Regions from separate parts of the Homo sapiens genome. Here region 2 is linked to region 1. A link is a loop called in an ENCODE intact Hi-C map of the cell type or tissue named here. Cell type or tissue: tibial artery. All regions are shown on one strand. Links, peaks and the distances in the headings refer to the core of each region. The heading gives the core; the rest is flanking DNA. Region 1 has its middle 9.5 kb from the start of SRARP. Region 2 has its middle 8.2 kb from the start of UQCRHL.

Evidence for each region. Peaks named below come from ENCODE experiments on the same cell type or tissue, not always from the same donor. Only the 100,000 strongest peaks of a DNase experiment are listed, where the experiment ranks them.
Region 2: it touches region 1 in a loop (3-fold over the local background); 79 of 110 quality-filtered maps call a loop at or near these places.

Annotation. Positions count from the first base shown.
Region 1 is chr1:15,993,274-15,996,180 of GRCh38, forward strand. It overlaps the pseudogene TBC1D3P6. Among named protein-coding and RNA genes, the nearest start is that of SRARP, 9.5 kb to the right of the region's middle. RefSeq lists an enhancer at 623-1,463 and a silencer at 1,370-1,519. In tibial artery, for the core only: a CTCF peak has its summit at 1,449 (motif pointing left); a DNase peak (open chromatin) is centred at 1,450.
Region 2 is chr1:15,814,397-15,817,303 of GRCh38, forward strand. No RefSeq gene overlaps it. Among named protein-coding and RNA genes, the nearest start is that of UQCRHL, 8.2 kb to the left of the region's middle. In tibial artery, for the core only: a CTCF peak has its summit at 1,320 (motif pointing right); no DNase peak of the experiment used is centred there; H3K27ac peaks cover 763 bases.

The DNA.
Region 1 (2,907 bases), core at 209-2,708:
TGACCACGTCTGTTTCTTTCAGCCAAACCTGAGCAAGGGTCCTTGGCACCCAGGCCTGGGCTGGCTTCACCTGGCAGGAAGACCCTCTGGCAGGGGGACAGGCAGGCCCCTCCTGGCCCAACAACTCGGTTCCAGTGGCCCATTTGGCCAGCTTCCCCGCCATGGGTGGCCCGTTTGGTCAGCTTCCCCTCCATGGGTGCCTCGTCCTTTCATACCCTGTCCTGATGGGACTATCTGTGAGGCCAAGGCCCAGTGGCACGAGGGGGCTTCCATGGAACCTAGGGCAGCAGGCCATTCTCTGGGGGCACCGGGGACTGAGGGTGTGCCCAGCCTGGCCCTGGCTCAGGGGGAACCTCAGGTTTCCTGGAGGTTCCTCCAGTGGAACTCCATGCCACGGCTCCATCCCTATGAACCTGGATGTGGGGGGCCCTCGTTGCCCCCCGTTATGATTTTGAACAGAGCTGCTGGGTCCAAGTCCCTTCCAAATGTGTCCTGGACAGCCCCAGGACCATGGGACAGCCTAGCCCAGGAAGCCCATGGGGACCCCGAAACCAGGCCCTGCCCAGGCCCATCAGGACTAAAAGGGAGGTCGGGAGATACCCCGACTGCAGCGTGGCACCTGTGTCTGGCCCGCTCGGTGGTCAGTGACTGGCAAGTCTGGAAGGGGTCAGGGTGGCACCCCGCAAGCTGCACCACAGCCCCAGACACCTCGGAAAATCCCGTTCAATGGGGAAGCCAGTCCCATCAAGGCCACGAGAGAGAAAGGTGAGCATGGCATCCCCGCAGCCCCGGCCAGCCAGCAGCATGCCTGGGGCCTCTGTCCCAACCTGTGGGACAGTGTCCCCCTCCCAAGGCACAATTCCCAAGCCAAGAGGGGTCTGGACTAGACCCCAGCCCTGGGAAGTGAGGGGCACCAGGGGTGTGGTGGGCTCCCAGCTGCAGTGAGCATGACCATGCAGGGGACCCTGGCACTGCGGAGCTCTGCACTGTCACAATTCACCTCGCAGAAGCTGGGTGAGATCCCGAAGCCTCGCAGCCACTGCTGGAGCCACAGCAGGCGCCCCCACCACGTGCCTTCCAGCTGCTGGTGCAGGCTTTCCTGACAGCAGGGCGCCCTGCAGCCCTCGCCTCAGCAGCTCAGACTTGGAAGGTATCTGTGGCTCAAGTTCCCAGTGCTCCCACCGAAGAGAATTACTACGGAGGATGCTCTGGGTCCTGAGTCGAGCAAAATGGCACGCCCTATGGATGCAGCCTGCTTCTTTCCCGGCCACCACGCCTGCTGGATGCGCCCACCGAGCAAGTGGTCTTGAGACGGTCATGGGGACGGAAGAGGTTCAGCATCCTGCACGGGCCCTTACCAAGGCTCACTAGGCTGACACCATGGCTGAGCGCCCTCTCTATTGACAAGAGACTTGCACCCAGTCCCTGGGATGGACCAGCTGGCCACCTGCTGGCAGGCTGGTCACACTGCGGAGGGGGCTGAGATTGGCTTTCACTGCACTGACCCATAATGTGGACATGGACCTGCTGGCCCTGCAGGGCACACAGCACTGCTTCCGACTAGGGGACCCCATTCACAGCTAGAGACATGCAGCAGTGTGTTCCCACCTCAGGGCCTTGGCTCTGCCACCTCTACTTGGAATGTTCTCAGTTCCCTCCAGGCTTCTAGAAGCATCTAGGCCAGGGCTCATGACTGGATAAACAACCGAATCCCCACAACCCAAACAAGCTTTTCATTCTCATTTTATTTGGTGTTAAACTTAAGAAAATGTATTAAGACATGACTTACATCCCTGGTAAGTGTGCAGCTCGAAAGACATTCACAGATGGAACACACCAGCCCCCAGATCACAAAGCCAACCATGGCCAGCCCCTCCAGCGCCCCCGGCCCCACAACCAGTGTCCTGACTTCCGTTGACACCATGAGCCTGTCTTTTGTACTTTACACTCATGGAAGGATAAACACTTTCACGTTTTAAAATAAATGTTTACTTTTGAAATGATTCTAGATACACAGAAAAATTGAAAAGACACTGTAGTGTACTCTACACCTTATACCCAGCTGCCCCTAGTAATGACATTTTGCATTACCATGGCACATTTGTCCAAACTAAGAAATGTGGGCTGGCTGTAGTGGCTCACACCTGTAATCCCAGCAATTTGAGAGGTTGAGGCAGGTTCACTTGAGCCCAGGAGTTTGAGACCAGCCTGCGCAACACAGGTAGGCCTTGCCTCTAGAGAAAAGTAAAAAAAAATAGCCAGGCATGATGGCGTGTGCCTATAGTCCCACCTAATCAGGAGGCTGAGGCAGGAGGATTGCTCGAGCCCAAGAGTTCCAGGAAGCAGTGAGCTATGATCGCACCACTGCACTCCAGCCTAGGTGACAGAATGAGAATTTATCTCTTTAAAAAAATTAATTTATCTTGGGTGCAATCCTGTTAACTAAATAATAATGTTAACTATTATCTAAAGTTATTAACGCAGTAATTATATTAACATAGTGAAATTTTTTCAGATTTCATCCTCTTTTGCCTAACTTCTTGTACCTGTCCTGGGATCCCACCTCAGACTCACCCTCTGCCTTTAGGTCACTTCTCCTTAGCTTCCTCCAGAGGCTACAGCCAAACACACACCTGGGCTGAATAGTAGAGCTGGTTGCTGCTGGGTTCCAAACCTCTGCAACATGTTACTGTACTAAGTACTATAGGCAATGGTAACATAATGGCGGCTATTTGTGGGCCGGGCATGGTGGCTCATGCCTGTAATCCCAGCACTTTGGGAGGCCGAGGCGGCTGGATCACCTGAGGTTAAGAGATTGAGACCAGCCTGGCCAACGCGGTGAAACCCCGTCTCTACTAAAAATACAAAAAATGGCTGCCCAGATATCTGCTGGGCATGGTGACGGGC
Region 2 (2,907 bases), core at 125-2,624, 180 kb before region 1:
CCACACAAAAAAAGTTTTATTGGAATAATTTTTTATTTTTTATTTTTGGGAGACAGAGTCTTGCTCTGTTTCCCAGACTGGAGTGCAGTGGTGCAATCTTGGCTCACTGCTACCTCCGCCTCCCGGGTCAAGTGATTCTCCTGCCTCAGCCTCCTGAGTAGCTGGGATTACAGGCGCCTGCCACCAGGCCCGGCTAATTTTTGTATTTTTAGTAGAGATGGGGTTTCACTATCTTGGCCAGGCTGATCTTGAACTCCTGACCTTGTGATCCACCCACCTCGGCCTCCCAAAGTGTTGGGGTTACAGGCGTGAGCCACTGCGTCCGGTCTTTTTTTTTTTTGAGATAGAGTCTCACACTGTCACCTGGGCTGGAGTGCAATGGTGCGATCTCAGCTTACTGCAACCTCCACCTCCCAGGTTCATGTGATTCTCCTGCCTCAGCCTCCTGAGTAGCTGAGATTACAGGTGCACATCACCACATCCAGCTAATTTTTTGTTTTTTTAGTACAGATGGGGTTTCACTATGTTGGCCAGACTGGTCTCAAACTCCTGACCTCGCGATCCGCCCACCTCAGCCTCCCAAAGTGCTGAGATCACAGGCATGAGCCACCGCGCCTGACCTTTTTTTTTTTTTTTTTTTTTTTTTTTTTTTAAGACAGAGTCTCACTCTGTTGCCCAGGCTGGAGTGCAGTGGCACGATCTCGGCTCACCGCAACCTCCACCTCCCAGGTTCAAGCGATTCTGCTGCCTCAGCCTTCCGAGCAGCTGGGATTAGAGGTGTGTGCCCCCATGCCCGGCTAATTTTTGTATTTTTAGTAGAGACAGGGTTTCACCATGTTAGTTAGGCTGGTCTTGAACTCCTGACCTCAGGTGAGCCACTGGCCTCGGCCTCCCAAAGTGGGAATAAAACTTTTTCTCATTTGTTTATATATATATATTTTATGTCTGCATTGCACTCCAGTCTGGGCAACATGCGAGACTCCATCTCAAAATAAATAAATAATAAAAAATAAAATAAAAAAGCTTGCTGGCCCCTGGGCTGGACCAGTAGCTCCCCTTCTATTGATGGGAAATTTGAGGCACAGAGAAAATGAGTGGCCTAAGATCATACACAGAGTCAATGGCAGAAATAACTCTGGCTCCCTATTGGTGCTCTTTTCACTTCATTACCATATAAAAGCAGCTAAACAAAGGTTTCTCAGCTTCTCATGACAATGGCTACTTGGTCCTTTTATATGCCTCATCTCTGCTCATTCTCACTCTTGTCTAACCTAGGTTCTAGCAGCTGCACACAGATGCAGCTGTGACCTCGAGAGGGCAGCACTCGTTAAGATGACTCCAAAATACAATCTCTTATCTGAGACCCAAAAATAGAGTGAATATATCGTCCTGTCCTAACGAAAAAAAGAAAAATGCATTAGAAAGTGTCTCAACTGCTTCTGATGATGATATATATGCATTCACACCAGTGTAAATGTAAGAGGTTTTCCTTTTTTTTTTTTTTTTGACAAATTGTCAACAAAGGTGAATTCAAGCACAAACAATCCCCACATTTAGCTAGACTGGAAAGCACTGAGGCCACATCAGTGGCAAAGGCAAGACAGGCATTTGAGAGAACCACCCAGAGAAACTTTTTTTTTTTTTTTTTTTTGAGACAGAGTCTCGCTCTGTTGCCAGGCTGGAGTGCAGTGGCTCGATCTCTGCTCACTTCAACCAACCTCCGCCTCCCAGGTTCAAGCAATTCTCCTGCCTCAGCCTCCCAAGTAGCTGGAACTACAGGCACACGCCACCACGCCTGGCTAATTTTTTGTATTTTAGTAGGGACGAGTTTCACCATGTTGGCCAGGATGATCTCAATCTCCTGACCTCGTGATCTGCCTGCCTCGGCCTCCCAAAAGTGCTGGGATTACAGCTGTAAGCCACCATGCCCGGCCCCCAGAGATACTTTTAAGTGTTTCCTGAGCACTGGGGGAACATGAAGAGGGAGAAAATTAGATCTCAGAGAGCCCAAGGGACAGTTTTAAGTAGACTCGTGACCCAGGTTTGTCCTTTTCTGAGTAGACTAGAGGTTCCATCTCTTTATTCTGGGATGTCCAGTAATAAAATGGGGCTAGTAGGGCTTGCAAGCAATGAGGTATTTATGAAGTACAATTAATGTATGCAAAGGGCTTTGAGATCCTTCAGATTAAAAAGTGTCCTGTGCAGGTGCAAGATGGACTGGTGTTGCTGTGAGGGCAAATATATTTTGTGGGTGTTACCATTGTTGTTGAACAAGGCAGTGGGGGAAAAAGTAGTTAAGATTATGTGGCACGATCCTTCAACATGACCCAGAACTGGGCCATAGGAAACTTGTACAGACTATCACATCAGATGATGGAGAGAAACATCACTGAGAATGCATAAATCCCCGGAGGCAGAATGGTTAATTTCGTGAGGCACAGTCATGTCTAGACAAATCTGGTGGGGCTATTTAGAAAAACACATATGGTACTTCTGGCTTTACAAGGAAGGGGACCAAGTCACATTACTCAGCAAATATCTTTCCTTAGTCTGAACTTGGCTTCTAAGATTTTCTGAGAACTGAGCTTTTTTTTTTTCTTTTTTTTGAGATGAAGTTTCGCTCTTGTTGCCCAGGCTGGAGTGCAATGATGTGATCCCGGCTCACTGCAACCTCTGCCTCCCGGGTTCAAGCGATTCTCCTGCCTCAGGCTCCCAAGTAGCTGGGATTACAGGCGACCGCCACCACACCCAGCTAATCTTTTAAAAAATATATTTAGTAGAGACGGGGGTTCACCATGTTGGCCAGGCTGGTCTTGAACTTATGACCTCAGGTGATCCGCCTGCCTCTGCCTCCCAAAGTGCTGGGATTATAAGCGTGAGCCACCACGCCTGGCCTGAGCATTTTTT